Regions from separate parts of the Homo sapiens genome. Here region 1 is linked to region 2. Evidence: chromatin loops called from intact Hi-C (ENCODE). Cell type or tissue: Calu3. All regions are shown on one strand. Links, peaks and the distances in the headings refer to the core of each region. The heading gives the core; the rest is flanking DNA.

The links. Peaks named below come from ENCODE experiments on the same cell type or tissue, not always from the same donor. Only the 100,000 strongest peaks of a DNase experiment are listed, where the experiment ranks them.
Region 1: a loop joins it to region 2, with 2.9 times the contacts of the local background. A loop is called at or near these places in 6 of 110 quality-filtered maps.

The regions. Positions count from the first base shown.
Region 1 is chr3:66,471,806-66,487,976 of GRCh38, forward strand. All of the region lies in intron 1 of LRIG1 (leucine rich repeats and immunoglobulin like domains 1), which reads right to left. Among named protein-coding and RNA genes, the nearest start is that of LRIG1, 21 kb to the right of the region's middle. RefSeq lists a silencer at 676-725. In Calu3, for the core only: no CTCF peak of the experiment used is centred there; a DNase peak (open chromatin) is centred at 9,556.
Region 2 is chr3:66,801,476-66,817,646 of GRCh38, forward strand. The region is part of intron 2 of LOC105377144 (a long non-coding RNA gene); the gene reads right to left. Among named protein-coding and RNA genes, the nearest start is that of KBTBD8, 190 kb to the right of the region's middle. In Calu3, for the core only: no CTCF peak of the experiment used is centred there; a DNase peak (open chromatin) is centred at 8,306.

The sequences.
Region 1 (16,171 bases), core at 4,614-12,613, 330 kb before region 2:
AGGTTCACCAAGTGCTTTGTAAAGTCCACCAAAGCTTCTCTGGTCACGGATTACTGTTTTCCTTTCCTAAAACTTCCACCTTTACCCCTCCACATCCGCCCCTGGCCCCTGCTAAATGTCCACTTTCAGGAGACTGATTAGCTTCCTATGAAACCACCAATGCAAAATCCAGGGTGTTTCTGAAAATGTGATGCAGCTTTAAAATTCACTAACTTCGGGCCAGGCGTGGTGGCTCATGCCTGTAATCCCAGCACTTTGGGAGGCCAAGGCAGGCAGACCATGAGGTCAGGAGATCAAGACCATCCTGGCTAACACGATGAAATCCCATCTCTACTAAAAATACAAAAAATTAGCCTGGCGTGGTGGTGGGCGCCTGTAGTCCCAGCTGCTGGGGAGGCTGAGGCAGGAGAATGGCGAGAACCCGGGAGGCGGAGCGTGCAGTGAGCCGAGATCACACTACTGCACTCCAGCCTGGGTGACAGAGCAAGACTCTGTCTCAAAAAAAAAAAAAAAAAAAAAAAAAAAAAACACTAACTTCGGATGGTCACAGGAAAGATGCAAACTAACAAGGAAAGCTTCTTCGACTGCCATGTGCCACACAACAGAATTGCGTAAACTTTGGCACAGTCACCACCCGTAAGTGATGCTGTGATGAATCTCCTGTTCCGATACACTGAAATGATTCACCACTTAACGGTGAGTGATTTTACACACTACACGCTCACACCTAAGGGCCCTGAGATGAACCCTGCTATCAAAGAGCAAAATACCTGTTTTAACACAGGCCCATAAAATTGCTCCTGGTCATGAGAGCAGGGTGGCCAAATTCCAAGCCTGCCTTTCCGGCAGAAGGTACAACCACGGATTTCACTGGGATAAAGTGATAAGAAAATTCTATAGCAGTGACTCTTGGTTCTTTAAGAATGAAACCTCCAATAATATATTACTTCCTCTGGGTGCGACAGACACAGATTAAAACATCAAAACAAAAAACCCCTTCCCTCCATCTGAGTCATTCATTACACACTATTCTAAACACTCTTGTCTAGGACTTTCCTAGGACCAGGAAAGGATCGGACATTTTGGGCCTTTTTAACTCTCATTTTGACAATTCACTCTCTAACATAATCCAATCAATGAAAATATTAGTACAAAAACCTCATGTTACAGAAATGTATGTCAGAAGATTAAAAAAAAAGCAAACTCAGTGGTGACTCACTTCTGGACGTGTAGTGATTAGGGGTTTTTGTTGTTTTTTAAAGAGACTGAGAAGGGCAATTTTAGGCAAATACCCTTCTGGGTTACAAAAGAGCAATGTATAGGTTTCCTATATGTCCTATTTGAAGAAGAAAATGAAAGTGGTTTGTTTTCAACAAATACATCTGCACAAACAACAGCTTACCTTAGTGCTACTGGCATCTCCTTCATTCCCCATCCACAAAAAATTTTAAGGGACAAATGACATAAGTGGGTGTAACTACCTTTCCAGGCTGGAGCTGCTTGTAAGAAAAACCCTTCCTGGGAAGCCAGAAGTTCCCCAGAGTACGGGAGTCCTCTATCAGCCTCCACTGGAACTTACACACGTCCTTTATTTTTCAACTGTGTGACATCACACCCACAGCTCACTAACATCTCTGTGAGGTCTCCTGGTGCCTGTGCAAAGCCCAAGCATCCAAAATCTATAAAGCTCATATAAAAATCCATGCTTACTTGCATTTGCCACAATGCTCGGCGTTACAAATGGATTAAGTACAAGGTTCCTTCCAATATTATTTTCTAGGTTTATCCTCTCTTTCTCAGCTGCCTCAAAACAATGCAGATCATACAAATACAGACAGCAGATCCCTGGTATTAAATCAGCCAAATTAGAAAAGCGAATTTACCCACAACTTTTCAAGAATACATCCGCTGTATTACAGGGAGGCACGCGACTATCTCTAGCTAAGTATTTTAAAGAAAACACACAGTTTTAAAAGGTCAGCCGTCTGGCCCACAGTGAAGTCACTGACTTTAATAGCTAGCTTATCGACTTGGGATCTCGTCCTGTTCACTTTTTCCACTGGGCTTCTTAAAGTTTACGTGTGTCATGAAATGCTTAGCTAAAGCCAAAAGGCTAAGTTTTTCTTTCTGCAGTACTAAGACGTCGTGAAACACTCTAAATTTAAAAGACCATCTACCACATCATTTTCCCTGTTTAGAGGCGTGGAGCAGTGATGATTTCCCTGGTTCTGGTTGTTGAAATGGCTGAGAAGACACGAAGTCAAGATTCAAAAACCACAAAGTATTTCAGCATGCATTATTGTACACAGACTATGCTGCTATTAAAACATGGAACTTCCTTTTCACTGAAATTACAAGCAGAAAATAGCAGATGCTGCATGCGACCTCCATCCTTGAACATACTAAAATTTTACTATGTCAAATGGAAAACTGGCTGTGAAAATGACTAGGCCACAACACACTTTTATTTCTTTTTTTTAAATCATTCGCCAAAGTCCCTAAAAACAATGCCTCACCTCTTCCACAAGGTCCATCTACGTTCTTTTTTTTTTTTTTTGAAATGGAGTTTCACTCTTGCCACACAGGCTGGAGTGCAATGGTGTGATCTCAGCTCACTGCAAACCCTGCCTCCCTGGTTCAAGTGATGCTCCTATCTCAGCCTCCTGAATAGCTGGGATTACAGGCGCCCGCCACTGCACCCAGCTAATTCTTGTATTTTTAGTAGAAACGGGGTTTCACCACATTGGCCAGGCTGGTCTTGAACTCCTGACCTCAGGTGATCCGCCCGCCTCGGCCTCCCAAAGTGCTGGGATTACAGGTGTCAGCCACAGCACCCGGCCCCATCTACATTCAATGTGGCTGGGTGCATCACCCCACCACACGCCTGTCCCCTCCCCAACCATCCCACTCCCATTTGCAGGTCCAGGTCATTTACTCACAAAGGATGTGTCTTACAGGGTGGACCCTAGCGGCAAATTCCACTTGCTAAACTGTATCTTAACCAAATAATGAATACTGGTACCTGTGGAATATGAGTTCTTTCTTTTAAAGCCAATCACCAGCAAAGGTGGTTAAGAGCCTTGTCAAAAGTCAATTATCAGTAAACTCTTTTTGGAGTTTCAGTTACAGGCAGAAATCTAAGAAACACCATGTGTACTTCTAGGTACTCCACAGCCTCTCTGTGCACTAGAGAGAGACAAGAGCCATTCAATTCACAGAGCATCTTCACATCCAAACAGAAAATCCAAGCCCACTGGTCATACCAAATTGAGACATCCACAAGATCAGCTACATTGAGGCAGCTGCCCTATGAAAACAGCTAGGACTTAGCCTAACACTTGCTATATAACGAACACACAATCTCCCAGGTTCTACCAATCACTCCTTTGACAAATCGAGGTTTGTCAAAGTCTCTGCCTAGCCTGTCCTAAATCAAGTGACTCCAACATGACTTCCCTCCAATAAACATGCTATCATTGGTAGGGAGGTAGAAGGGTGGAGAATGACTTGCGTCTGCATACTGCACACTAACAAAATTAAGTGGGTTTTGTTCTATGCCCTGAGATATAGGGAACCAAACAAAAGGTGGTGGTTGGGGGTGAGAGCAGTTTGCTGGAAAAGGCAGGCACTCAGCTATCAGATGCAACCTGTACTCCAGCTAAGTCTCCCCAAACTGGCTTTCCTTTCTCCTTACTCCCCACCACACTCAGTCCTGAAATATTATCAAAGTAAATAAAAGCTGTTCCAATCCCAGGTCTAGTCCGCATGGCTACACAAACATGACTCTGCGAAACTGTGCTGACAACTGCGTTTACTTGTGGCAAAGTGAACCAGGATCAATAAGCCAAAGTGGCTTTAGATTTGGTTAGGTTTAAGCTCACATAAGCACAGGGAGAAAACCATCCACTCTCAAAGAACTAGTGCAGAAAGCACCTGCACAAACTCGTCAGGATGGTTTATAAGGTCACAAGCACCTGAGAAAAGATCGTTTATTCCTAGGGGCATGAGACAAATGGTAGGCCTGCCCGTCACACTACTAGTGTCAATATTTATCTAAGGCCTGGGTATTCACGATGGTATAAACCAGGCACCTTTTCAATTCAGTTATTCACGTAATTCGCCACTACAAAGCCCCAAAACAGAGATTCTTTACAGCTTGATTTCTTTTCTTCCATTTCCATACACAGGGGGCTGGCTGCAGGACCCATGGTCTATGTCAGCAATAATCCCTGCAGCCTGGGAATAAAGCGTACAATGTATTTCAGAACTACCTATATCAAATGGCATTGCAACTGAGGACAATGAAGAGGTGGGGAAGGGAGACAGAGCACCTGCTTTCTTCCTTCCCATGGCAAGCATGTTTTCCTCACTCGAAATGCGCAGAGATTAAACCCTGTAGTAAAGTAAATGAACCCCAAGAGTCACACCTAGGCATGTCTAAGTGTGACTTACACTGCAGGATTAATTCAGCAACCAATACCCAAAGGTATGTGAAGCTCAAATAGCCCTGTCTGGCCAGTTCCAATTCTCTCCAACTCCTTAATCCTTCACCCCTTCCTCCCTTAGCCTCTCCTCTCCCCCAGATAAGGGCCTAATCACAATTCTCTTTCCCAGGTAAAAGTCAAAAGAAATAAGTAGTCCATTAGTATCAACTTTAAGAGGTCCAAGAGACCTCTGAAAAACAGCTGTGGAAACCAGGTTCACAAATGGATTTCTCCAAGTCTCTTCCTATCTCTCAAAGTCCTCAAATCCCCTTTTTCCAAGATGCCACACTGCAGTTCCTCAGTCAAATCTGCTGGCCTCTTCCTGCGAGACACACTGCTGTGTAAATCAAAGCACTAGAAAAAGATGGCTGTCTCTCCAGGGTCACATTAAAGAACCTGCCTCAAAACACTCTTTAAAAGTTGCTGGCTGAGTGACATTAAATGGATTTCTCAAGCCAGCTTTCTATAATTCACTAAACCTAGTTTTCTGATTCCATACGCAGGATTCTTCCCAACTACACTGGTATCTATACCAAAATCCTCATGAGGACTCTGGATCCTCTGTGCAGCCCGGTAGGGATCATCCTACTTATACATCCCAGCAGGCTGCAAAACACTTCCGTTCCCTTCAAAGTGAAATTGTGATGGCAACTGATGCACTGTGACGCACGACACACATGTGGTCTGTGAGGAGCAGGCATTCCTATCTCTGCTTTAAATACGTCTGTTGAGTGAGAGCAGGCAAGAACTGAGCCCAAAATGGTAGCAGCTGAGGGTGTGGTCAGTTTTATTTTTTTCTTACATAAAAATATACTTAAGCAGCCAGTATTTCCTCACACACGCTGAAGTTAATAATTCACAAACCAACTAACATTCATCAAGGATCAGAAAATTTAAAGGTTGTTTGCACAAACACTCCTGTTCTTGCTCTTACTTAACAGCTGGTTTTTTTAACTGATGGCTGCTGTTGCCATTAGGGCCAGGTGGCACTTCAAAATGTTATTTCTTGAGCCAGACACACCACGACCCGGGTCATTTGCCCTCTGGATTCCACGGTATCCAAACTCCTGTGCTTAATGTTGCTTCTCAGACAAAACAGGTAATTCTGGCAAGGCAAAAATACAGGACAAGATGATCCTAGTTTGCTGGTAAAACATTGCTGTAATCATGCTCTTCCTTTTCTAATCTGGCCCCTCCAAATGGACAATCCCCAAAGATGCCAAGGCACAATGGAGCAGTAGGTAGGGCTGGAATAACCTCATCCAAGAGGCAAACTGTCTGGACTTCAGACCAAGATGTCTTATTACAAGGAGAAGATAAGTTTTTATACTTCAGTCATCCTCAAAAAGGAGGGCCCAATCCCCTCTCGCCTCAAACCTTATCCTTTCCACCTTTCTTCCTTTATCTCACTTAAGTTCATTCTCTCATTTTTAAAGATGTTATCATCAGAGCCAGAAATGTAAAATCACGCATAGGTGTGCTGGAGACACACCTATGGGGGAGGAAGAGGGGAGAGGAGGGGAGGTGATCTAATAAAGCCTTCTCCAGCAACTATTTGAGTGATGCACTACAGGATAGGAGTGGCCTGCTGTAGGATAGGAGGATTACCAAACAGATGTTGGTTGTTGTTTCGACCAAAAAAAATTAAACCTTGGGGGTATGAGTTAGCTGCAAAGCCATGGACTTGCTACAAACACACGACACACAGCCTGAGTTTGTGGGCCTGCAATGGCTTCAAGGCCGCATCAACATCTACATAAGTCTTATGAAAGAGGTTACACATTAACCACAGCACATCTCAAGGAAAATCCTATCACCTCCACCATCTCCACACCGTTTATTTGCCGCCTTTGAAAAGGACTTTCTGCACGTTGCTACCATGGAATTGGAAATAAATGGAGATAAATCCAGTTTTTGGTTCTACGTTTTTGCTTTTAATACACAACTAATTTCAGTGCATGTAGGTGGTCCTGAAAAGGTAACCAGTTAACCCCAATGGGGCAGAAAATAACAGTTAACTTAAGGGCAGATGTGTAGGACAGCCAACCCATGGTTATCTCGACAGGTGTGCGCAGGCAGGAGTTTCAGGGACATGAGAAAGCAGTGTCCTGGATACTATCAAGAAAGAAAACCCAACGGTAACTCACAGTTGGTTTGGAAATAAGCACACAGGTGTTTATTAAGCACCTGCTGCGTGCCAGGAGGACCACACAGGTCAATAAGGTAGGCTGTGCCTTCAGGGAGTCTGCCCTCACATTTAAGACTCCAAAGCAATTTCCTCCAACAGCTGTTTACAATGCAGATTCCCAGGCCCTGGCACCATAAACTCTGACTAGAGGACTAACAGAGGCTACCATGTCATTATTATCTCACTTGTCTATAGGCAGTTCAGCCCGCTGACCATCTCCCTAACTCATGGATCTCCAAGGGTCTCCACTGTACGGGTCAGCTTTTTTTTCCAGTATGTCCCCGCAGGCCTTTTCTCAAGCTCACCACCACCCTCCTGTCAGTTCATCTAGAATGGGACTAAGGAGTAAGAAATTAAAAACAAAACTCAGAAAACCTGACCCTCTACCCCCAGAGGCCTGCAGAGATTTAGTACTAACTCCCTGAGTAGCTCAATGAGCCATTTTCCTTCTGGTTTCTTGCTCTAAAGGAAACCACTGCAGGCCTCGGCTCCCTTTCCCATTAAAAGCCACCGGGGCCATAGTTTTCAATTAGCTCTGTCAGCCCATCACCCTGCAGCCGCCCAAGTTCAATACGTCCTCCCTTCCCCCAGCTTCTGGTCTCCACCAAGCACTTCACACCTCCCTATTGTAAACCTGTCCAGAGCAATTACCCTGCCTGCACTTGGACAGCCTCAATACTGCACTTCTGTCTAATTTATAGCTGCAAAGCTCCGTCGGCAAAGGCAGACCTGCCTCGGAACAGAGGAAATGCAGAGAAAACGGTCAGGCTCTTCCATAAATGCATATGCACAGCCAATTTCCTTAGGTTACAGGAGAGCAAATTCTCCCATTCTCCTAGGGACACTATGTAATAAGCTCCCCTAGAGCGTCTGTAGTCTGGATTCACTGCAAGGAAAACCACTGCTCTTTCCTGCCACATTTTCTTTTTCCCTTGAGATTCCAAACAGACGGGCAAGTTATGAGGCATTACACTTCTACCTGTAGATCTTCAAAGTCTTAAAAATAAAAACTCTTCTCGCCTGAGGAAGATAGAGAAAAGCACACTACCAACCAGGGGAATACCCCAAGCTGCTTGAAATTGTACTTTCTAAACATGCTCTGCTTACCACTGAGCAATAAAAAGACAAAGGACTCAGTTAAAATACGGGCAAAGAAACTGAATAGACATTTCTCCAAAGAAGATATACACATGGTCAATAAGCATATGAAAAGATGCTCAGTGTCATTAGTCATTATGGAAATGCAAATCAAAACCACAACACAAGATACCACAACACACCCACTAGGATGGCTAAAATTTAAAAAGACAGATAATAGCAAGTGCTGGTGAGGTAGTGCAGAAATGGGAACCTTCATACCCTGCTGGTGGATGTGCCACGTGGTGCACACAGCTTCTCCAGGAAACAGTCTAGCAGTTCCTCAAAAAGTCAAACATAGAATTGCCATATGACCCAGTAATTCCACTCCTCGGTATATGCCCGAGGTATATACTCAAGTGAAAATATACATTCACCACAAAAACTTACGCACAAATGTTCACAGCAGCATTGTTCATTACAGCCAAAAAGTGGAAATAAACAAAGTGTCCACCAACTGATGAGTGGATAAAGAAAATACAGTCTCTCCTCATGATGGAAGCATTCTTCAGCCATAAAAATTAATGAAGTACTGATACCTGCCATAATATGGACGAATCATGACAACACTGTGCTAAGTAACTAAGTAAAAGAAAGGGCCATATATTGCATGATTCTATTTATATGAATTGTCCAGAACAGACAAATCTATAGAGACAGAAAGTAGATGTTGCCGGGGGATGGGAGGAAGGAAGGATAGGCAGGGAGTGCTAATGGGTACAGGGTTTTATTTTGGGGTGATGAAAATGTTCTAGATTAGTAGTTACGCAAATCTACGAATATACTAAAAACCCAGAATCCTATCATTGAAAAGGATGAGTTTTGTGGTATTTGAATCACATCTCAAAAAAGCTATTTAAAAAAAAAAAAAGTCCTGTTGCCCACCTTAGCAGGCTCTCAGAATTCCAGACTGAAAATGCCACCTAGCTACTTCCATACCACAGAAATGCAGAAAGAACTGCCCCTCTACGTGCCAGGAGATAAATGAACACCCAAAAGAACACCCAGAAAGAACATCAGCTTCTGTGTGCTTCCCAGATTGTCCTATACTCGCTCCCAAGCTCTGTCCATGAGTCCATCAGATGCAGAAAACCTCAGCTAGAGTTTACCCTCCCACAGAAAACACATTCTTGGCATTTTGAAAGAGCATTTCTTTTCTTCCTTTGAGAAATTATTTAGCAAGGCTGTGGAAAGCAGGGCTCCCAGTGGCCATTCAAAAATTAAGACCAAGCCAGAAGGCAGGAGGAAATGTCACCACAATGGGGAGAAAATAAATCAGTTAGATTAAGATTAAGATCTAACCCTTTTCTGTGGTTGGGGCAGGCGGATTTGAGAATAATAGCATGCTATTTCTGGAAAGTCCCTCCAGAGTAAAAGCTGGGAGGGTGGGGGTGTGAAACTATATGTTTCAGTGTTAGATTAAAATTTGTTGAAGTTGATTGAAAACAGATAGAAATGGCCAACGGTCCCCCTGCCCAGCACAGGTATGCCAGTCCTCTGTGGCTGAGGTCCCTCTATATTTCAGACCACACCTCAGCACTGCCCTCGCCAGCAAAGATGCAGTTAAACGGGAAGGCCCAAAGTCTAATGGGGCCAGGATGCTACACAACATCAAAGAGATTCCAGTTGCTCCCCTTGCGCCATAAACTCTTTCACCCAACATCATTCACACTTTCAGAGTGCAAAGTTCACTCTGATATTGGTGGCTTTCTCACTTTGTAGCTTTTTTGGCAAGTGCCCCTTGGCCTGGTTGTTCATTAATATATAATCAGAACATTAAAAGCATTGTTTCACCTTCTAGGGAGGCTGTGCCCAATTTAATAAAGCCGACATTGTCCCTAGGGTGGGGGGAACCACCTCGAAATTGGCAGAGAATTCAAAGATGCACAGACCGGAGGGTTTATGTACACACACACACACACACACGTGTATACACACACGCATGCACACAGAATTAAGTATTTCAAAAGATGTTTTTTATATTCCCCATGGCAAAGGAGCAAAATTAAAATGCTTCTCACCACAGAAACTGACCTGGCATTTCTTTCCCTTAATCCTTTCAATACCAAATTACTCCTTACCTTTAAAACCTTTACAGGAAGTAGTGATCTTTGTGGCAGGAAGACAAATAAACGAGAAGGGATGTCTAAAACTCTATCACAATTATCTATGAGAATGCTCGTTCAGTGCACTACTTTTACTTTTCAAAGCACATGCATACAATGACAACTCACTTTCGAGACCATGTTTACTTTGCTGAAAGCCACATTCTAAACATGGGCTCGCTTGCAGAAGGGAAGCAGCTTACAATTCAACCTTGTTTATGCTCCAAGTAGGTTTGACAGAAAAACCACATAAATTTGTTTTAAAATAATTTCCATTTGCTGGAAGCTGTTCCTGAAAGGTTCTCAGCCACGCTAATCTGCGCTGATTCCTACCAGCTGTAGGTACCAGGCACCCTGGCCACAGACCGGGCAGCCTGGGCACAGGCAGGCTGGCTCTGCAGAAGGCTGCAGCAGTACAGGATCAACAGAGCCACTGCAACAGTCCCCTCCGCAACACGCGTCCACATCTGTTTAAGAAGAACCCAAAGATGTCCTGGTTCAGAGTCAAAACATGTGACATGCCTGTTGAGAGCACAGTTTTCTATGCAATTACACCTGTGCTCTCTCAGAAACACAGCTTCCCTAGTACCAAAGAGATGTACTGTGCTCAAGCCCAAAGACCACAGTGGAGGACAGCAGATGATGTACTGGGCTGAGCATCAACAAAGGAAGGAAACTGAAAAAGGAAATATCTGGGAGTATCCTGTGTAAAGTCTTCAGCCTCAACATCCAAAGAAATGCAGATTAAAATAATCTGAGGCAATTTCCATCCATTAAACTGGTACATGATTACAGAAATAAACAGCATTTAATGTTTGTGAGGGTGTGGGACAAGCACAAGTTCACATGTAAGTTGGCAGCCTCTTTCTCAGAGGCAGTGGTACCGAAAATATTAAGAATCTGCATATCCAGCGCTATCTGAATTGGGTAACTCATCCTAAGGAAATAAATGGCTAAACATTTATGCATAAGGATGTCTATCAAAGCTTAGGAAAAAGCCTAAATGCCCAATATCAGAGAAACTTTACAAGTTTTATGTAAGTTGTGTAATAATTTATTATACAATAAATATTAAAGCACATTTTAAAAACTGCTTAAAGTCAGGGAAAATATTCAAGATATTGAGTCTTTAAAACATAACTGAAATAGGTATTCAGCCTCACACATTACTGGAAATTTATACACTATCCAGTGATAATATTTATCACCGAACAATGAAATCAGTTGTTTTTTCTTTTGTACTTTCTTCTTTATTCAATAAATGCCTAACATTTGTCACCAGAAAATCAAAAGTAATAAAGACATAGTAACTAGGCTAACAGATCAATAGCACCCCCTCCAGCACCCCCCGTAAGGCCACCAAGACAGTAATCTGCCTAGACTATTCCAGCTCACTGGGGACAAAAGGCTTCCCTACAGCATCACAGTCCAAGATCTCGATAGCCATTAAAAGAAACATGTGAGGCTGAGCTCATCAGGGAGAACACAGCTTCCCATTGCCCCTTGCTAGCATGCCTGGGAGACTGCCCAGAGAGGAGCTCTGCCAGCTGGGTTCGCAGTGCTCTCTCTGCCATGGATGGAGATCCTGCGTGTCTGAGGATGGGGGTGGGGGCCAATGTCTCACATCTGAAGTCCAAGCTAAAAAGGCCCAGATTTAGAAATGTATCTGCCTGAAGTCTCCTGCCATAGAAGCTTCTATCAATTTACATAGTTACTTGGGCTGGGTCCACAGAGGGCAGGGTAACCTGTCCTTAGTGTTCTCACAGCTCCCTCTGGTCAAGGAAAGCAGTCTTTCTCTCTGCCAGCAGCAAAGAGGGAGAAAAGCTACCTTGGCCTGGTCATCCTTTTTGTCAAAGCAGAGGCCTGAGCAAAGTAAGAGCTCAAGCAACCGAAACCAGCTGCCTGGCGAGGGCTCAGCATAAACTGAGCAGAATAACCACAAGGGGAAGGGTGTCTAGACAGCCTCGGTCTATGGAAGAAGCCACCCTCCCCTGCAGTGTCAACTCTGGAAAAGCAGGCTCCAAAACGCGGCTCCAGCAAAAGAGCAGATGAGAGACCATGTCAACAGCTGGGAAGGGCACCGCGGGCTCCCTCGCCAAACGCAACACAGAGGAGAGCGCCTGAGCCTGGCCCACCTGCCAAGGACAGCCACCAGCAATCCAGCAGGGACGAGGCGCCCGAGGACCTCATGTGGGGACAGTTCACATGCACTGCTTTAACTACAAAGCCACTTCAGTGACAATTCTTGCATATGGGACTTTTCCAAAATTCAGAGAGACCAAAAAGACCGCCAATTCTAAATGTGGCAGGTAAACAGCCTGTCATCTTTTCAACTTCGGTTCTATTTGTTTCTTCTTTCTTTCCATTCTTCTAAGTTTCTCAACACTTAAGAGACTTTGGTGGAGGGTGGTGAGGGGTATAGGAAGCTACTAAACAAGCAAGGTATATTCAGGAAATACACAGATGAAGCCTGGGAGGTCTGAATTATTCTATCTGGCAGAGGTATTTCCACAGGACATACAGGACTCTACAGAATGAATGCCACTATCTCTATCTACACTGGTATCTGTCACGAGCATTTAATGTGTCACAGGCTTCACACTAGATTCTGGGAATACAATGGTGGATTGGAAACAAAGCCAGTCACTGCATTCAGGGAGCTTACAGACTAATGGGGTAGTCAGAAACGAATCAAACATTCACACAAAACTTCTATACATAGCACTGCAGAATCCTCACGATGGGAATCTAACTTAAAGGGAACGTCAGCCATGGTTTCTATGGGGAGAAACGTTTAAGACAGATGAACAGAAATCTGCAAGGCGAAGAGGGAAGACCCATTCTCCAGACAGAGGAAATGGTGGGTGAGGGACATGGGACATGGTGGTATTTAAAAAGTCTTTTTAAAAAGCCCCACGTGGTGGCTGGGACAGGTGGGGCCAGGTAAGAAGCGCGATGAGGGGCAGGTGGACAGTAACAGCTTTAAACAATGGGATTCATGTGCTCCAATTTGCAACTCTGCAAAGACCCCTACAGCTGGGGGCAAGGGGTTGCAAACAGATGTGAGTAAAAAGCTCTCTCCTCCCTCTAAAGTCTGCATAACAAAGTGAAATAGTAATGACAAAAAAAATTTAAGATAAAATTTATACTACAGGCTAGGCATGGTGGCTCACACCTGTAATCCCAGCATTTTGGGAGGCCGAGGCCAGCGATTGCTTGAGCCCAGGTGTTCGAGACCAGCCTAGGCAACATGATGAAACCCTGTCTCTACCCCCAAAAAATACAAAAATTAGCCAGGCATGGTGGTGCACACCTGTAGCCTCAGCTGCTCAGGAGGCTGAGGTGGGAAAATTGCTTGAACCTGTGAGGCAAAGGTTGCAGTGAGTCAAGATCACACCACTGTACTCCAACCTGGGTGACAGATTAAGACCCTCTCAAAAAAAAAAAAAAAAGGAAAAATTATCATACAAAATTATTGATAAATTCCACCTTTCTCCTTCCATCTTGCTGCTACATTCCTTTTCTTTTGAATGAAGGGTGGGGGCAGTGGGTCACTGGCGGCCACAGCACTCTCCCAGGACTACGTACATCTTACAGAGCCACAAATCCAAGGCATGCCAAAGATTTCAGGCGGTGCATAAACTCCATCAGCAGGCTAAACTGTTTATATGTTCTTGAGTTAAAAATACACCACTCGGGTCAGCGTTAACACCAGGGCCTTATCACCAAGGCTGTCTGTGAGCTGGTTACACAAGGCTGGACCATGACTCGCCCATCTTTTAGATGTGTCTCAGTCTGCAAATTATCTAACGATTCATCAGTGAGATGATCATAAAGCCAACAAATATACACGCATTTGAGAAAAACACTTTCCAAACCCAAGGATACTTTACTGTTTATAAATAGTTTACTTTTTTTGATCCCCAAGCATATAATATTCGCAGTTGCTCCAGAAACCAAAGGAACATGGAACAGGAACACAAACCACAACCTAACAGAAACAATAAACAACAGATGGCAAAACATATGTGCATGTTACCACCCCCTTTACCAAACAGGCAAACCAAAAATGGATCTGACACACACGCCTACCAACAAAGAAACACGCTCTTCAAGATCACATTCAAGACACCATGTATAGAGCACCAGCTGTACAGCCAGAACTACACTAGGTGCTTCAAGCCACCAAAGACCAATCGGCCTCCAGGAATTCAGAGACGTCAAAGGGAGGCCAGAAAGAAGGCAGTGCTAGTCTTACCGTATTTTCTTCTAAACATGTACACGCAGGTCTGAATTCTAACTGGCAAGTGCTAGACTCTAAACAAGTCATTCAACTACTCTGGGCCTCATGTATACAACAGAGACAATATTTTTCATAGAGTTAAGATGGTGATGATCAGTTAACACAGATATATCCTGCTGCAGAAAGGTACACTATTATTGCGACAGTTATAATAATAACATTATAGCTACCCTTCCTCAAGCTTCTGCTTGTGTGTTAGGCCCTGTGTTAAATATTTCATTTTTTTCCTTATAACAAGCTTAAGGAAGTCGGCACTACAATTATCCCCATTTTACAGAAAAGGAAACTGAAGTGGAGTAAATTGCCAAGGTCACCCAGGCAGCCAGGCCCCAGAGCTGCCTCTTAACCACCGTGCGTCATGAACCGCACAGCTGCTGCATCCCCACAACCATGGCCCCTCATAACCAGATGCCTGGAATGCAGGACTCTGAGAAGACAAGGACACAACATTATCTTCCCCTGAAGACCCTGAAATACTGCACTGCTCTGGGCTTTTCACTGGTTAGCAAGGCACCTGAACTTAAAGAGCTCAAGACAAACGCTTAAATTCTGATTCTCAAGTCACAATCGACTCAACTAATGATTCTGAATAGCTGATGTTTATGACTTTTTAAAAATGTCTCAAAACAAACGAAAAGGGTCACAATAAGTAAGTGTGGCTATCGTATTGTTTTCCATGTATGGACATGTCTATTTTAGGTATCACAGACTCACGTCCAATCACTCTGCCAATTTCACCTCAATGCTAGTATTTTAAACTCTGACTAGAATTTTCCAACTACACTGTAACTTTACGCTTTTGTGTTTCTTCTACATTTAAAAAGAATGCCATTTCCCAATATATAACTCCCAGATGTAGAATTCACAGATGATTCATCTCACAGAACAAGTGTTCTGAGACATCAGCTCCAAATAGAGGAAAAACTTGGAATTCCCTTCGCCCTCAAAGTAAAAACTTGCCTAGATCTGCTTTGCTCAACAAAGTTTGCTTTCAATTATATTTCCAAATTCTTCTAACAATAACTCCACGGCGTCTGGCACCAACACATCTGATTCTTTGAAGTGGTTCTCAAGCAGAAAGTAGAAAATAAGGAGAAATGGGAAAGGAAGAGAGGACTATCCATAATTTTTGTTTTAGGTCAAATATTCTCTCTAAAAGTTCTGACATATAAAATCAGACAAACCACAAGCTATGACTTCTCATTGAGGGGCCACACTGCAAGAAGCAACAGCAATTGAAGAAAGCCTCTGCATTTAGCCGCTGGCTCCAGAGGGGAAAACAGACCCTCAGCACAAAGAAAATGGCCTTTTACTCCTGATATTTAAATTCTAAAAACACTCCTATGAAGTCCTCCACACAGGCCAATCAGGAAAAATTACACTTCAGGGGTAAACCTCAGAACCCCTTAGAGAAACAATGAAACTGGGGGATCCGTTCTGCCCTGAAAGAATGTACCAAGCTCCAAGACAAAGTGGTAAGGCAATAAACAAATAATTATCAAGGGACTCCTAGGTACATGAAATTGAATGATCCCTGCTGCTTTCAAGTCTAAGTGGAGAGAAACACACACACACACATACACACATACAGGGATGTGTGAAGAGTTACCTAATCAGATAGACTCAGAGATTCCTCCGGGAAAGGACGAGATGTCAACAATAAATTCACCAGAACGAGACCAAGTGAGTAACAGGGAGAGTGTGTGACACTGACACACGAGGCTCGAAGAAGGGTGGGAACATCATTTGGCCTGTTTTGAGCTCAGAAAGCACAATGGAAAAAGGTCATCTTTGGTTCTTAAAGGGAGAATTTTTTTTGTAAAGTCTAGTTTTTTGGACACTCTATTCCTAAAGTAGTCCCTAATTGTTGTTAAACTTCTGTCAAGAAGTTCCAGACCACTAACTGTTCCTCCAACTTCATTGCATTTTAGTTGTATCCCCAAACAAAACTCCA
Region 2 (16,171 bases), core at 4,335-12,334:
GCCCCACTATTAAGTGGCACATGACTGTATTCTGGTTACAAGTCCTTTATCAGATATGTGTTTCATATACGGTTTCTCCCAGTCTGTGGCTTGTCTTTTCATTGTTGTTCGAAGTGTAGCTACTTTCTTCTCTGCATCTCAAAGCTGCCGGACTGTTTTATTCTCTCCTCACCACCGATCACTTTCTGAAATGATTTTGTTTACTACAGACACCCCCTTACCAGATTGCAAGTTCCACAAGGCCAGTGACCTCACCTATCTGAATCACCACTGTATTCTCAAGACTTAGATCTGTGCCTGGCACGTAGTAGGCACACAAGAAATAATTGTTGAATAAACAGTGATAACATCCACTAACAGGAAAACAGTTTGGAGATTTCTCAAAGGACTAAAACTAGAACCACCATTCGACCCAGCAATCCCATTACTGGGTATATGCCCAAAGGAAAAGAAATCATTCTACAAGAAAGATACATGCACTCATATGTTAATCACAGCACTATTGACAATAACAAAGACATGGAATCAACCTGGGTGCCCATCAGTGGTGGACTGGATAAAGAAAATGTGGTACATATACACCATGGAATACCTCATAGCCATAAAAATACACCATGGAATACCTCATAGCCATAAAAAAGGATGAAACCATGTCATTTGCAGCAACGTGGATGCAAGCTGGAGGCCATTATCCTAAGATATTAATGCAGAAACAGAAAACCAAATATAGCATGTTCTCATAAGTGGAAGCTAAACATTGGGTACACAGGGACATACAGATGGGAACAATTGATAGTGGGGACTACAGGTGTCTATTGACAGGAGAGAGGGAGGGAGACAAGGACTGAAAAACTTGTCTACTGGGTACTATGTTCACTATCTGAGTGACCCAAACCTTAGCATCATGCAATATTATACCTAGGTAACAAACCTGTATATGTACCCCTGAATCTAAAATAAAAGTTGAAATTTTCGAAAGGATGCAGTTTAAAAAAAAATAGTGTAAAAGTAATACGAGAACTTTTAGCACTACCTCTTCAATTTTTATGTTAATTCAAATCTGTTCTACACAATGTCTATTAATTTTTTTAAACCTGGCAGCGCTGTTTCAGAAAAAGATCCATGTTAGCTAACGTCTAACAGTTAGATAAATTTCTGAACATTGGGCCGGGCGCGGTGTCTCATGCCTGTAATCCCAGCACTTTGGGAGGCCAAGGCGGGCGGATCACGAGGTCAGGAGATCGAGACCATCCTGGCTAACATGGTGAAACCCCGTGTCTACTAAAAAAAAAAAAATACCAAAAATTAGCTGGGCGTGGTGGCGGGCACCTGTATTCCCAGCTACTCAGGAGGCTGAGGCAGGAGAATGGTGTGAACCCAGGAGGCAGAGCTTGCATTGAGCTGAGATCGCGCCACTGCACTCCAGCTTGGGTGACAGAGCGAGACTCAATCTCAAAAAAAAAAAAAAAAGAAAAAAAAATTCTGAACATTATACTGAGATGTTGTTTACTATTAAAAGTGAACTAAATATTAAAAATTGTCAGTATAGCTATATGTCTGTAGTTGTAGCACTACTGATTGACTTAAATTTGCACACATGAAATAAAAGAATACAGTATAGCAAAAAACAAAAGAAAACAACAAAACCAAAACATCTGCTAATACCTCCTGAGGGCTTATTAGGCTCTAGGTACTCTGCTGTTTACTTCTCATGGTTTACATCATCTAACCCTCAGAGTAACACTATTAGGTAGCTTCTATTATTACTTCTACTTAATAAGGATGTGATAATAATAACAAAGGCTGTGCTGTTTGGAGCTCTTAGCTCCAAATCTACCATCCTCTGCCATCATGTGATGCTGGAGCTGATACTCTACAAACCTAATTTCTGTTTTGCCAGCTGCTCTTTGTTAGGTCACCAGTAAGGGGCACTAGAGGGAGCTTGCAGGATGGAGAGAAAAGGGACTTGTTCTTCTTGGTCTGGCTTGCTATTACTGTCGGGATCTCTCTAGCATCAGGGGTTTAAAGCTGGCAAGTCCTTGGTTCCAGGAGTAGTAGCTCGTTCCAAGTTGCAGTTTTTCCCACTATCAGAACCAGGTGCATCAAACTCTCTCAGAGATGCCAACACCAGCAGGTATCCCCTCCTCAAAAGCCTAAGATCCAGCATTGTGGGGTCCCTCTCCCAAGTCTTTTACCTTCTCTTCCCGTTTCTACCCCCATCTCTCTCTTTTAAGGTTTTCTGTTACGTTTTAACAATCCTGACCTCTTTGTCCCTCCAACAGCTGGGGTGGTAGCAGCTTCCTGCGATTACTTCCTGTGGGATACTCTGGGCTCCTTTTTTGCCTTTTCAGTTTTCTAAGACATGTTTAATAATACTTGGTGTTAAACTCTAATACAATAAGTGGGATCTTGACTAACACAGGAAACTGAGCGCAGAGAATTAACAATGTCAAACCGACAGCAGAGCAGGAATTAGATGCTTACACAATTAGCTTCAATAGAAGGAAGAAAGTGAGAAATGCCCCTAGAGGGGAACAAACAAAAGAAAAGGGTAATTTGGCAGGATCTATTAAAACCTATTACAATGTATCCCCAGAGAATGGGAAAAGACTATATGGCTTGGGCAGCTCCTACTTACACTGGGGAGACAATCTAATAAATGTCCTTTTCATTACTGTTTAAGACCCAACCCAGCTATGGCTTCCTCCCCATAAGCTGCGGTGGCAGACACTCTTGGATGCTTCCCAGTACCAAGAAGCTCTTTCTTCCTAGCTGGTGTTTTCTTACAGAGGGTAGGAAAGCCAGAATCCTGCTCTCACTGTCAGTGTCCCGTCAGGAAGTATACAGGGGAGAGCCAGGACTTATGACCTAGTTCTGGCCAAAGAAATATAAAAGGAAACTTCTGGAGGAGGCATCTGAGAAAAAGTTATTTTCAGACTTGCAGAGTGTCCTTCATTAAGCTCCCCAACCTTTTTTGCTTCCCTGGCTACCTTCTGCTTCCTGCCCTTGAATGTGGTTGAGACACCGGAAGCTGTGGCTGCCATGTTGGACTATGACAAGATGAAGGATGACTGGAAAGGACAGGGGTAATCTGTATTAGTCACAGTGCTTCAGAGAAACAGAACCATCAGGAGATTATCTATCTATCTATCTATCTATCTATCTATCTATCTATATTTTTTTCAGAGATGGGGTCTCACTCTGTCACCCAGGCTGAAGTGCAGTAACTTGAGCATAGCTCCCATCAGCCTCAAACTCCTGGACTCAAGCGATCCTCCCATCTCAGCCTCCCAAGTAGCTAGGACTACAGGTGTGTGCCACCATGCCTAGCTAATTTATTTTAATTTTAATTTTTGTAGAGATGGGGTGTCGCTATGTTGCCCAGGCTGGCCTCAAACTCTTGGCCTCAAGCAATCCTCCTCCTCTGCCTCCCAAAGTGCTGGGATTACAGGTGTAAGCCACTGCCCCTGACCTGAGAGATATTTATTAAAAGGCATTGGCTCACATGATTATGGTGGCTGAGAAGTCCCAAGATCTGCCATCTGTAAGGTGGAGACCTAGGAAAGCCAGTAGTGTATGTAGTTCAAAGTCATGAGGAGCAGGTAGCTGATGGTGTAGATTCCAGTCTGAATCTGAAGGCTGAGAACCAGCACACCAAGGGCAGGAGATGATTCTTGTCCCAGCTCAAGTAGTCAATTAGTTAGATTAATTTTTTACATAAGTATGATCATTCTATATGTATTCTGCTATTTGATTTTTTTTCCACTTAACAGAAGGGGCAAATCTAGCCTTTGTCTGCCTTTTTATTCTAGTCAGGCCCTCAGCAGATTGGTGACACCCATTCACACTGGGGAGGGCCACCTGCTTTACTCAGTCCAATACAAATGCTTATTTCTCAAAGACATGCCCCAAAATAACATTTAATCATATATCTGGGCATCCCGTGGCCTACCCAAGGTGACACATAAAATTAACCATCACAGAACTTATGTCCTCAGTGACATTGTTGAGATGAATGTGGTACACAATTGTACCATTTGATTTCTTGCTAAGAAACTAAACCTTATGGTTTAAATCACTATTACTTCATTTATTTCTTGTAGCTGAATACATTATACTTGGTACATCTTCCAGCCCCTCAGCTGGGAGTATGTTTCTTTTCTCTAGGTTTACCAATCATTTTTTGAATTTCCCTATGATTTTGCTTTAGAGCCTGGCTAACTTTCTTTCATATATTAAAAAGATTTGTAAACGCATCTTCTTTGCTCTACTAGACTTGAAGCTATTAAGGCCAGGTGCTCTAATTCATCTGGGTATTCCACAGGATTTCTAGGAGAGTACCTACCATACCTAAAAAATCCACGTGCATATCGTGTACCTACATATGTGAGTTATAGCTACCTCTTATATTCAGTTTACAATTGTGTTGTGAGAAGAATCTTAGTTAAAAGCACCAACTCTGGATTCAGACAGAACTGAGTTCATATGTTGACTCCACCCCTTATTAGCGAGGTAGCCTAGGGTAAATCCTGACCATATCTACATTTCACCATCCTCCAAGGCCCAATTGAAATATTTTCTCTACGTGAAACCACCTGTGCTCTCTCCCTCCCAAATTTGAAAGCATTATTTCCCTCTTAACTCTTCACTCCCTTTTCTGAAATGTAGACTTTTAAATTAATTTTTTACGTAAGTATGATCATTCTATATGTATTCTGCTACTTGATTTTTTTCCACTTAATATATCTTGAAAATCCTTTTTCAGTTCAACATATATGGACCTACCTTATCTCCATAGTATTCAATACTACAGATTTATCAAAATTTATTTAATTATTCCATTAATGAATATTTCTGTTGTTTCTAATTTGTGCACATTAGGTACAATTTCACTATTAGTGTGCATGCTTCTTTCTACCAATGTGCAAGTATCTCTCTCAGGGAGACACCAAGATGTAGAATGACTGGTAAAGATAAGCACATCTAGAAATCTAACAGATTGTACCAATGCCTTCTAATTTGGTTGTTAACAATAGTCAAAAGTTAAAATCATTTCACTACTCTTTCTTTGACTTTACTTAACTTTTCAGATTCTGTAAGAGTAAGAATAAGAGGCCTTTCAACTGGTCAGAGCCACTTGTTCTGGTTTTTCACCCATCATCCTCCACACTCCACTCCCCATCTGTGGGGCAGTTTGGTAGATGAGATGGAAGAGGCTGGGCACAGTGGCTCACGCCTGTAATCCCAGCACTTTGGGAGGCCAAGGCGGGCAGATCACTTGAGCCCAGGAGTTCAAGACCAGCCTGGGCAATATGGTGACACCTCGTCTCTACTGAAAATACAAAAATTAGCGGGGCATGGTGGCGCACACCTGTAATCCAGGCTACTCAGGAGGCTGAGGCAAGAGAATCACTTGAACCCAGGAGGCGGGGGTTGCAGTGAGCCAAGATCAGGCCACTGCACTCCAGCCTGGGCAACAGAGTTAGACTTGGTCTCAAAAAAAAAAAAAAAAAAAAAAAAAAAAAAGATGAGATGAGATGTAAGAGCATAGGCTTTGCAGTTCACCAAGTGGCTCGGACACTGTAGCTGTGTGACCAGGGAAATGTTGCCAGACTTCTTTAAGCTGATGTTTCTATTATCTGTGAAATTGCATGAGAAGAATTCCAGAGGACTGAGGAGACTGAAATAATGCTTAACCAGCCTCTTTGCCTTACGACCATCTTCTCTTTTCCCTCCTTTCCTCCACCCTTTCCTGTCACCTTGGAGACCTTGGGACACTTATATTTATACTCAAAATCATGACTGGTAAAGTGAGTCTGAAATAAAAATGATCTTCTATAGATAATTTTATTCTCTTGAGCTTCTACAACAGGGGTGGACACACTACATTTGTCTCTAAATCAGTCTAACATCTGAGTAAATCCTACCCATGGTAAGCCCCCAATTAACAACTCTTGAAAGATGAGTGGATTCTATTTTAACTACAGCAGTTCCTGGGTAAAGCTTTTGGTGGGGATCCAGGACTTTTTAAACACTAAAAACAAAACTAATTCCTATTTGCCACTTTGACAATATTATATTCGAGGTTAATCTAGGGATGCAAATTTCTGACCAAATCCAAAAAAATTGATGTCAGTATTAAAAACAAACAGAGCTGGTCGCGGTGGCTCATGCCTATAATCCCAGCACTTGGGGAGGCCGAGGCAGGCAGATCACAAGGTCAGGAGATCGAGACCATCCTGGCTAACACAGTGAAACCCCATCTCTACTAAAAATACAAAAAAAAAAAAAATAGCTGGATGTGGTGGCACGCACCTGTAGTCCCAGCTACTCGGGAGGCTGAGGCAGAAGAATTGCTCAAACCCGGGAGGCAGAGGTTGCAGTGACCTGAGATCGCACCACTGCACTCCAGCCTGGGTGACAGAGTGAGACTCTGTCTCCAAAAAAAAAAAAAAAAAAAAAAAAGAGAACAGACAGGATGAGATTCAAAAGAATCCGGTGCAATACCAAGGAGGAGGAAGTGCTGAGAAAACATAACGCCATGTATTGGAGAGGTCAGACTTGGGAATCAAACTGATTAATGGGTCTGCTGAAGAGCAGATAGAGTTCTTTAGAAATTCAACTAGAGTAGAATAATCTCAGTGTCAACTGCCATATTAACGTCAAGTAAAAGGGTCTGGATAAAAATGTGACTTTATAGCTCTTCCAATTCTGTGCACAAGGTAGCTGGTCTGGGAAGGATTACATTCAAGTAGGTGAAATGCACAGACTCTTCATGAAAGAAACCATGACATAAAAAAAAATCAACATTTCAGTTAAGTAAAGATTGCTTAGGTAGAGGTAAAACAATTTAGCATATTATGAAAAACTCCTTGTTGGCATTTTAATAGCCTTCATATTAAAAATTATTACTTCCCCTAAGGAGAAAGTTTTTAGCATGTCTTATGAACCTGGAACTGTAAGAGGTTTCTGGATTTTGGACAGAGGCAAAGCCAAGGATAGGTGAAAGGGATCAATATAGCTCTCAAAAGAATTTAAGTGCCACTAAGTCTCCTTGACTTTACCAAACTTCTAGCAAATGCCTCACAGTGATGTTAGTAAATACAGAACAAGTCTATCATTTTGGGAAAGTTTTCTTTTTAAAGACTATTATGGCACCAGAATTAATGCTTATGAAATTTTAGATGATGATTCAGGCAGAATGATAATGTTGGGTAAACGATTTTCCTCCCAACTTTGAGTCTCTGCCACGCTGGCCATCACACATATTGTATGGATCTGCCAACAGTACCTTCCTTTTCTTTCAGAGTAGAAAGATTAAATGAACTTCTTCCTAGCACACACAGATGGCTTATCAGTTGGCGGTTTTCTTCAAGTCCCTACTTGCAACTCCTCAAAACTTATCTAAAAATCATTACCAAAGCTGCAAATACAGATTTTCAGATCAGGAAATATTACCTGATTTATGAATCGTACACATGGGGTATAACTGACAAAGCCTCATCACTCATGATAGGCTCACCCGCTCTCCTTCCCTGTTCACAGCTCAAAAACCTCATTTAAGATGAGATTAGAACAACACAGCTTCATTAACCTTGGCAGCCTGGCAGATGGCATTGGCCTTCAACCCGGGACCAGCCAGTGAGCCTGGTGCTGGCTGCTGTATTGATCCATGTGTCATTCTCCTGAAAGCAAAGCTGCAGACTGAATTCCTTTTGGTGAAATTCCATTCCAGGCAAACACCTGGATTCACCCCAGTGATTGGACCTGTGCAGGCTTTTGTCTATCTTCTGAGAATTACTCTGCAAATGCTGGAAGAATCAGGGTTTAGGAAGCTCCAAATCCAAAATGAAAAATGAGATCTGGCATATGTGCTACAAATTGGAAAGACCTTACTGCTTGTGATATCCGTGGGCCCTTAATCAGAAAACTTTAATTTCCCGCTTCCCTTTTCTCTTGTTTGACTTTGGATTCTGTTTCAAAGTTTCTAAGTCAACAATATAATCAACTGAACTTAGAACAACTTCCTGCTCCTGACAGGAAGAAAAAAAGAAATCTCTTTGTTTCTCCAGTGGTTGGGGAGTAAACGAACCTCCCAGGGAAAGAAAAATCCTTTGGCTATATTTCTCTTGCTTGAGAAAGAGCAGAACAAGGAGGGTCTTCTGATTTTGAATCCGTTGCATACACTGGAGTTAAAAGTCGAGTTGTCTATAGCAGCCAGGCAGATAAGTGGTTACTGTTCACCAATCTATATGCTCCCCTGTATTTCCCAGTCTCCGTTGCAGTTAGCTTAGGACCATGTGACTAGTTCTGGCCAATGGGCTGTTAGGGGAAGCTTCTCGTATCACTTTCAGGTCAAGGTTGCTAACAGGGGGCCTGCCTTCTCCATCTCCTTCCTCTGCTGTAGTGACTTTGGAGGCCACATCTTCCATATAAGAGAGAGCTATCTGGCCTTTGACCTATAGTCCACATTACATAAAGTAGAAATAAATCTTCAGCATGAGGCCACTGAGATTTTCAAGATTTGTCTAGAGCAGCTGCTACTCAAATGCAACATCTTCAGTTGTATATTTTAGGATAAGACACACTTTATCAAATATAAAGACATGTTCTTCACTGTCCCAAGAGAATATTCTGTCTGCTATTATTTCTTAAATAAATTAACAATGATAGTAGTTAATATTTATTTTATACTCACAATGTTCCTTTATTATCCCCAGTTTACTTATGAGGAAACTGAGACACAGAGAGGCTAACTCATTTGCCTGATGTCACATAGTAAGTAGAAGTAGGGTTCTCAGATTTGGCAAATAAAAATACATGAGATACAATTATACTAAAAATTATTCATTATTTATCTGAAATTCATATTTAACTGTGTTTTCTATATTTTATCTGGCAACTCAACTAGAAGAGGCTACCAGATTTGGGTCCAGATAGTCTGACTTTTGAATCCACAAGCTTAATTATATGTTACCAGCTGCTTCTCAGACTATTTTTAGTTTTATATTTTTATTAAAAATATGGGTAAAAATTTTTCTTTCAATTCTATTTTTGAAAACAGACTGACATAAACAGAGCAAGCACAAAGATAAATAGCTACTGTGTTGGAGCTACAACATCAGACATACAACAGGGATTGGTGGGGACTGTGGCAAGTTGGAGATCATATACTTCATATACAGAGAGCAGTCACTACTATGCTACTATAGATAGTTGCCACGTGGGAACCCAGGCTTCTTCTAAAAGAAGTCAGAAATCTAGATTTTTGTACGAAATCTTCCCATTTTAAAATGCTGGTAACTTAAAAAAAAAAAAAAAAAAAATATATATATATATATATATATATATATATATATATATATATATATATATATATATCCCTTCATGGGTCTATACAGTTCTAGAGAAAAAGAAGAGCTCTGGAGGCCGAAATAAACTTGTAGATCATCAGGTTGTCATCTCTGTATTCACATGAAGAATCTTTTGAAGACACTGTTGTTATTTGTCTTTAGGTTGCTGGGAAGCCTCTATTTCTGCATAGCCTTCCTATGGAGGAACCAGTCCTAGGATTGCAATTTAAAACTCCAAATCATGATTAGGTATATATTTGATTTCAGTCAATGACTTATCTTTGTGGTTTGGATTGTGTTTTCAAGTCCCTACTTGCAACTCAAAGCTTCTGCTAGGACAAGACATTGCGCTAAGCACTATAGGACTATAGATAAGAGCAAGTTTCGATGCTCATCTTCTCTCCTATCTCATAAGTCAGAACAAGACAAATAGTACAATGCCATAACAGAATGGGGATAGGCAGTTAAGAAAGGGACAGACAGACTTAGTACGAAGTGTATATGAACAAAGGAGAGGCATCTGGGTGAGTCCATTTGGAAAGTCTTCATTAAGAAGGTGACACTTATGAAAGACCATGGTAGGGCAGGATTTTAGTAAACTTAAGGAAGGGGAGGCGAGAGAAAAGGGAACAGTATAAATGAGGGCCTACACTTGAGACAGTTTTCAGCTTGGCTGCTGTAGAAAATACTTTTAGAAGGTGGAGCAGTATCAGGTTGGAAAAGTAGGTTGAGGGCCTCAAATGCTAGAAAAAAGGAAGATTAAAATCAAAATAGCATACTCTCATAATATACCTTGACACCATCTATTAGCATGTTACTTTTTTTTTTTTTGAGGCGGAGTCTCGCTGTGTGGCCCAGGCTGGAGTACAGTGGCGAGATCTCGGCTCACTGCAAGCTCTGCTTCCCGGGTTCACACCATTCTCCTGCCTTAGCCTCCCGAGTAGCTGGGACTGCAGGTGCCTGCCACCACGCCCGGCTAATTTTTTGTATTTTTAGTAGAGACAGGGTTTCACCGTGTTAGCCGGGATGGTCTCGATCTTCTGACCTCGTGATCCACCCACCTCGGCCTCCCAAAGTGCCAGAATTACAGGTGTGAGCCATCGCACCCAGCCTAGCATGTTAGTTTTTTATATTCCAAAGCCCTCACTGATATTTTCTCAATTTGTTCACATGGACAAATAACATAGCTATTACTAGCTCTATTTTACATCTAGGAAAATTGAGTCAGAGAGGTTACCCAGTTTTCCCAAGTTAGCAGGAAATCAGAGTGAAAGATAAGATTAACATGTAGATTATCTAAGTTAAAGGTTCACAAACTGTCTGTAAAGGTCCAGACAGTAAATGCTTTCGTCTTTGTGGGTCATGCAGTCTCCACTGCAACTTCTTAACTCTGACATTTCCAGGAGAAAGTAGTCATAAACAATATGTGAATGAATGGGCATGGCTGTGTTCCAATAAAACTTTACTTACAAAAACAGGCAGCAGGCCAAGTTTGGCCCTGACTGTAGTTCACTGACATCTGGTCTAAGTTTTGTCATAATGTGGTTTCATAGGTGCTATGGGAATTTGCTTTGTTCACTGTAGTATTTTCTGTGCCTAAAATAGGGCCTGAATTATAACAAGGGCTTAATATGTGTTTCTTGACTTTACAAAGTCACATTCCTGAAACTTTACACATGAACAACCAGATTTAATACGTTTGGCCTGGAAGTCATCCTTTCTACAGCCATCCCCCTCTACATATATTCAATTGCACCCAGTCCTAGTGATGTTATTTTAAATACCATTCTCCACATCCACTTCTGCCACTGTGACTTCTTGTCTGAATTATTTCAGCAGACTCTCGGTCTCCACATATAGTCACTCTGTCACCATCTAATTCAGACTCATCAGGGAAGCCCGATCTGAACAGCAGGCACTCCCTACTTAAAACTCCTCAATGGACTCTCACTTTATTTTGAATAAAAGCCAAAGTGTTAGTCTAAGGAGTCCACTTACAATCCAAAGAGCTCCTGATAACTCTCTAGTGTCATCTGTGACATACCCTGTACCCATCATCACTCTAATCTCTGTGGTCTGTTCTCAGAGAATATGGATCGCTTTCCTGCCACAGGGCCTTTGCACAGACCATTTCTCTCCTTCATTTCACCTTCCTCCATTTATCTAGTTGATTCTCCTGTAGTGTTCAAAGCTCAGCTGCCTTGTTCCCTCTACCAGATAGGACACCTTGTCTATCACAACAATCTCACAATAACCTCACTGACTACATTATAACCAATTATGAATTATCTGATGCATTATTTAATGCCTCTCTTCCTGCCACTTGCTCACTGGTATATAGGCTATTACCAGCACAGTGTCTTCCATGTAGTAGGTGCCCAATACATACTTGTTGAATGGAAGTATAACATGACAAAATTTTAGTTTTGGAGAAGATCTTAGAAGCCATCTACTTGAATCTTCTGCCTCATGCAACATTCTCAACGATTTAAGTGAATCGATAAGGTGCAGGGCTTGTCCTGGGCTTCAGCAATCTAAAGCAGCCTTATTTTTCTGTATTTGCTACACCCTCACAAGCACTGTTCTGAAAAATGCTACTCACAATTCCCAAAAGTATTCAAGGTTATGGTAACTGTGTATATCTCTCCTATGGTGAGTGATTCCCCCCACCCCATCTTCCACTTCATCATTTCCCAAATTTCTTATAATTATCAGGTGTCACTTTTATGAATAAAAGTTTCATAAAGTTACTTTGAATTCATATAGGGTCTTTTCAGTGATTTCTATATTGTCTTCCCGTGATGCTTATTAAAAATTAATGATTGGCCAGGTGCGGTGGCTCATGCCTGTCATCCCAGAACTTTGGGAGGCTAAGGCGGGTGGATCACTTGAAGTCAAAAGTTCGAGACCAGCCTGGCCAACATGATGAAACCTCATCTCTACTAAAAATATAAAAATTAGCTGGGCATGGTGGTGCATGCTTGTAATCCCAGCTACTTGTGAGACTGAGGCAGGAGAACCTGGGAGGTTGAACCTGGGAGGTGGAGGTTGCAGTAAGCCAAGATCACGCCATTCCACTCCAGCCTGGGGGACAAGAGAGAAACTTCATCTCAAAAAAAAAAAAAAAATTGGCCCGGCGTGGTGGCTCACGCCTGTAATCCCAGCACTTTGGGAGGCCGAGGCAGGCGGATCATGAGGTCAGGAGATCGAGACCATCCTGGCTAACACAGTGAAACCCCGTCTCTACTAAAAATACAAAAAATTAGCCAGGCGAGGTGGTGGGCACCTGTAGTCCCAGCTACTCAGGAGGCTGAGGCAGAAGAATGGTGTGAACCCGGGTGGCGGAGTTTGCAGTGAGCCGAGATCATGCCACTGAACTCCAGCCTGGGCGACAGAGCGAGACTCTGTCTCAAAAAAAAAAGAAAAAAAAATTAATGATTTAATGTTTGATTATGAAATACATCAAATATAAAAAACCAGTATTTTAAAGAGATATTGGAGAAAAACAATCCCACCAAAGTATTTTCTCTACTCTCACATAGCCAACACACAAGACTTCATCTCTGGTCACCAAAATGTGTTCTCCCCACCAGAACCAATTAGTTCTCCAGTGGACTCTGTGGGAAATCTCTTGTAGACACCAGTGGGATGTTCTCCAATTCAATTCAATTCTGACACTATCTACCTGGAGACAGCATCAGATCCCATTGGTTGAGGGCTCAGTCCACAAGACTGCCCCCAACTTCCGTGCCAATGGCAAACCCCAAGTTGTTTTTACCTGTGATAACCTCTGACCAATTGGCTATCAGTCAGTGTTCCCATTACCCTATCTATGGATTCCATTAATTTGCTAGAGCAGCTTACAGAACTCAGGAAAACACTTAGATGTATTGGTTTATTATAACAGATTTCACAAAGGATATAGATGAAGAGACGCATAGGTCAAGGCATACCGGAAGGGGCATGGAGTTTTCATCCCCTCCCACGGCGAGCCACTTTTTAGGAATTCCCAGGTATTAGCTATCCAGAAGCTCTCTGAACCCTGTCCTTTTGGGTTTTTAAGGAGACTTCATTACATAGTCAGGATTGATTAAACCACTGGACAATTTAACCTTCAGCCCTTTTCTCTCCCTGGAGATTGGGGGGTGGGGCTGACCCTCTAAGGGTGGCTTGTTCTTCCTGATGACCAGCCCCCATCCTGAAGCTACCCAGCAAGCCCCAGGCTGCCAGTCATCTCATTAGCATACAAAAGACGCTCATCACTCTGGAGAGTCCAAGGATTTTAGGAGCTACAGGACAGAAAACTGGGCGAAGACCAGATATATATTTCACAATATTATATCTATGAAAAAACAACACCGTATCCACAACTCAAGCCTGACGCTTTGTAAAGACCTGGCTTTTTGTTTTACTCTTAATAACAAAAGGAGGCTGGGCGCGGTGGCTCATGCCTGTAATCCCAGCATTTTGGGAGGCCGAGGCGAGTGGACCATGAGGTCAGGAGTTTGAGACCACTCTGGCCAAGACGGTGTAACCCTGTCTCTACTAAAAATACAAAAATTAGCCGGGCACGGTGGCAGGTGCCTGTAATCCCAGCTACATAGGAGGCTGAGGCAGGAGAACTGCTTGGACCCAGGAGGCAGAGGCTGCAGTGAGCCGACATCATGCCACTGAACTCTAGCCTGGGTGACAGAGCAAGACTCCATCTCAAAATAATAATAATAATAATAATAATAGAAGTTATTATATTGAATTCCATTTTTCAGATGGATAATAAGCAAAGAGTTTAGATGACTCTTCCATGGTGATACAGTCAGAAAAGGGAAGAAACTGGGATCGTACTCAACACAATTCAAGCACCCACACAGCGTATCGTCTTATATTCTCCCAGACTCTGTGATGCACAGAGTAGCTCTAATTTTCCCTTTACAATATTGCTGAAAGGTGGTGAAGGCTAAAGTCTTTTGGACAGCATTATATAAATTGACCTTGAATGGAGTGCATTCTTGATGTCTTCTCTTGAGACATCATCAAATACAATGATTCTTTGGGGAAAGACACTATTACGTTTTTCTCACAAATGGAAAATCTGAAACAGAAGCAAAGTGCATGGCTGTCTTTGGATGTTCGTGTTAAGTAGCTGACTTTTAGGCCTGCTAGTCTTTTACTGTTTCATCGGTGTTTAGTTGTATGTACAAGGAAAATGTCAATTCCGGACTTTAAATTTCAGATATTATATTTCCTTAAATGAACTAAAGGGCAAAGGGAATATTCTTCAGTGGCGATCCATTCTCCCCTTTCTGTAATCTATTTTTCATTAGCCACAAGTCAAGGGCCAGTTTCTGAAATGCTTGTCTGGGTATCTTGCAATCTCATTCGAAGTGCTGAGAAGTCAAGACAGCCTCTAGGAGTGTAGGGGGAACGTGTTGATAAGTGCTAAGTGCTGCTACTTTGAACTGCACAATTCCCCTCAATGGGCACATATTAACTCTAGCTAAACACACTAGTGCCACCTACTGGAAAAAAATATATTTTAATTAAAATTAAGTTGCAGGCTTTAAGTCTGCAATACTGAAAAATGCCTCTCTAGGACGGCAATTTCCTCTGCCAAAGAAAAACAGAGTTAAACCAGCTCACTGAAGGAAACTTAGGTGATCTCTAGGTATTTTGTTTTGGAAAGAAAGGCTTTCATTTTTCATCCTGATAGCAAAGAAAATATTAAATAATAATGAAATATTAGACCAACTAACACCATAGTTCAGGAATGGGCTTTTCTAGAGTTGTTGCAGGATTACCCCTGATGGGGCTGAGTTTCCTGGGGTCTGAGCACAGAGGGTCCATTGCATGGTTTGAGGGGGCTTTCTTTTCTCATGTCTGTTATAGAGGAACCCAGAAATCTGGAGAAGAGAAAGGAATTGCCACAGGGAACTTAGTTTACTTTTTTTTTTTTTGAAACAGGATCTTGCTCTGTTGCCCAGGCTGGAGAGCAGTAGGGTGATAGTAGCACATTGCAGCCTCAAGCCATCCTCTCACTTCAGCTTCCCAAGTAGCTGGGGCTACAGGTGTGCACCACCACGCCTAGCTAATTTTTAAATTTTTTTTGTAGAGATGAGGTCTTGCTGCATTGTCCAGGCTGGTCTCAAACCCTGGCCTCAAGCAATCCTCCCACCTCAGCCTCCTGAAGTACTGAGATTACAGGTGTGAGCCACTGTTTGCCTTTTTACAGAAGGAGACAAAAAGGTATCTTTAAAAAATTTTCTTCTTTCTACTATTCAAGAACATAATTTATTTTGGTTATAAAACATGAAATGTCCCTCCTCCTTGTCTCCCAAACTCCCTACTGAAGTATTATTATCAGACTAGTATACGATCTGTACAAATAGCCTTTGATGAGGAAAAAATGGTACAAATAAGGTAAGCAACTAATAGGACAATACATATATATGATGTGCTGTGTGTAAAGTAAAAGAACAAGAAGGAGGAGGAGGAGGAAGGGGAAGGAGAGGGAAGAGGAGGGCAGGAGGAGAAAAAGAAGAAAACATAATAATGTTAGCAAACAGCATACACATTTCCCTGAAAAAAGGCAAAAATAAAACAGAAACAAAAAGTCTATTAATGGAAGTTGCATTGAGGGACAAGGAGGTAAGAAGAAAGGGAGGGCTTTGCTTTCAAGTTTGTATTTCTGTATTTCTAAGTTCCTCTGATTACACAGAACTGTATTATTTGTGTCAATTAAGGAAAAAATGCCAAGGCAAAACTAATCTATGCTGCGAGAAGTTCAGCTCAAGATTGCCCTTGGATGTGGGTCATGCCTAGAA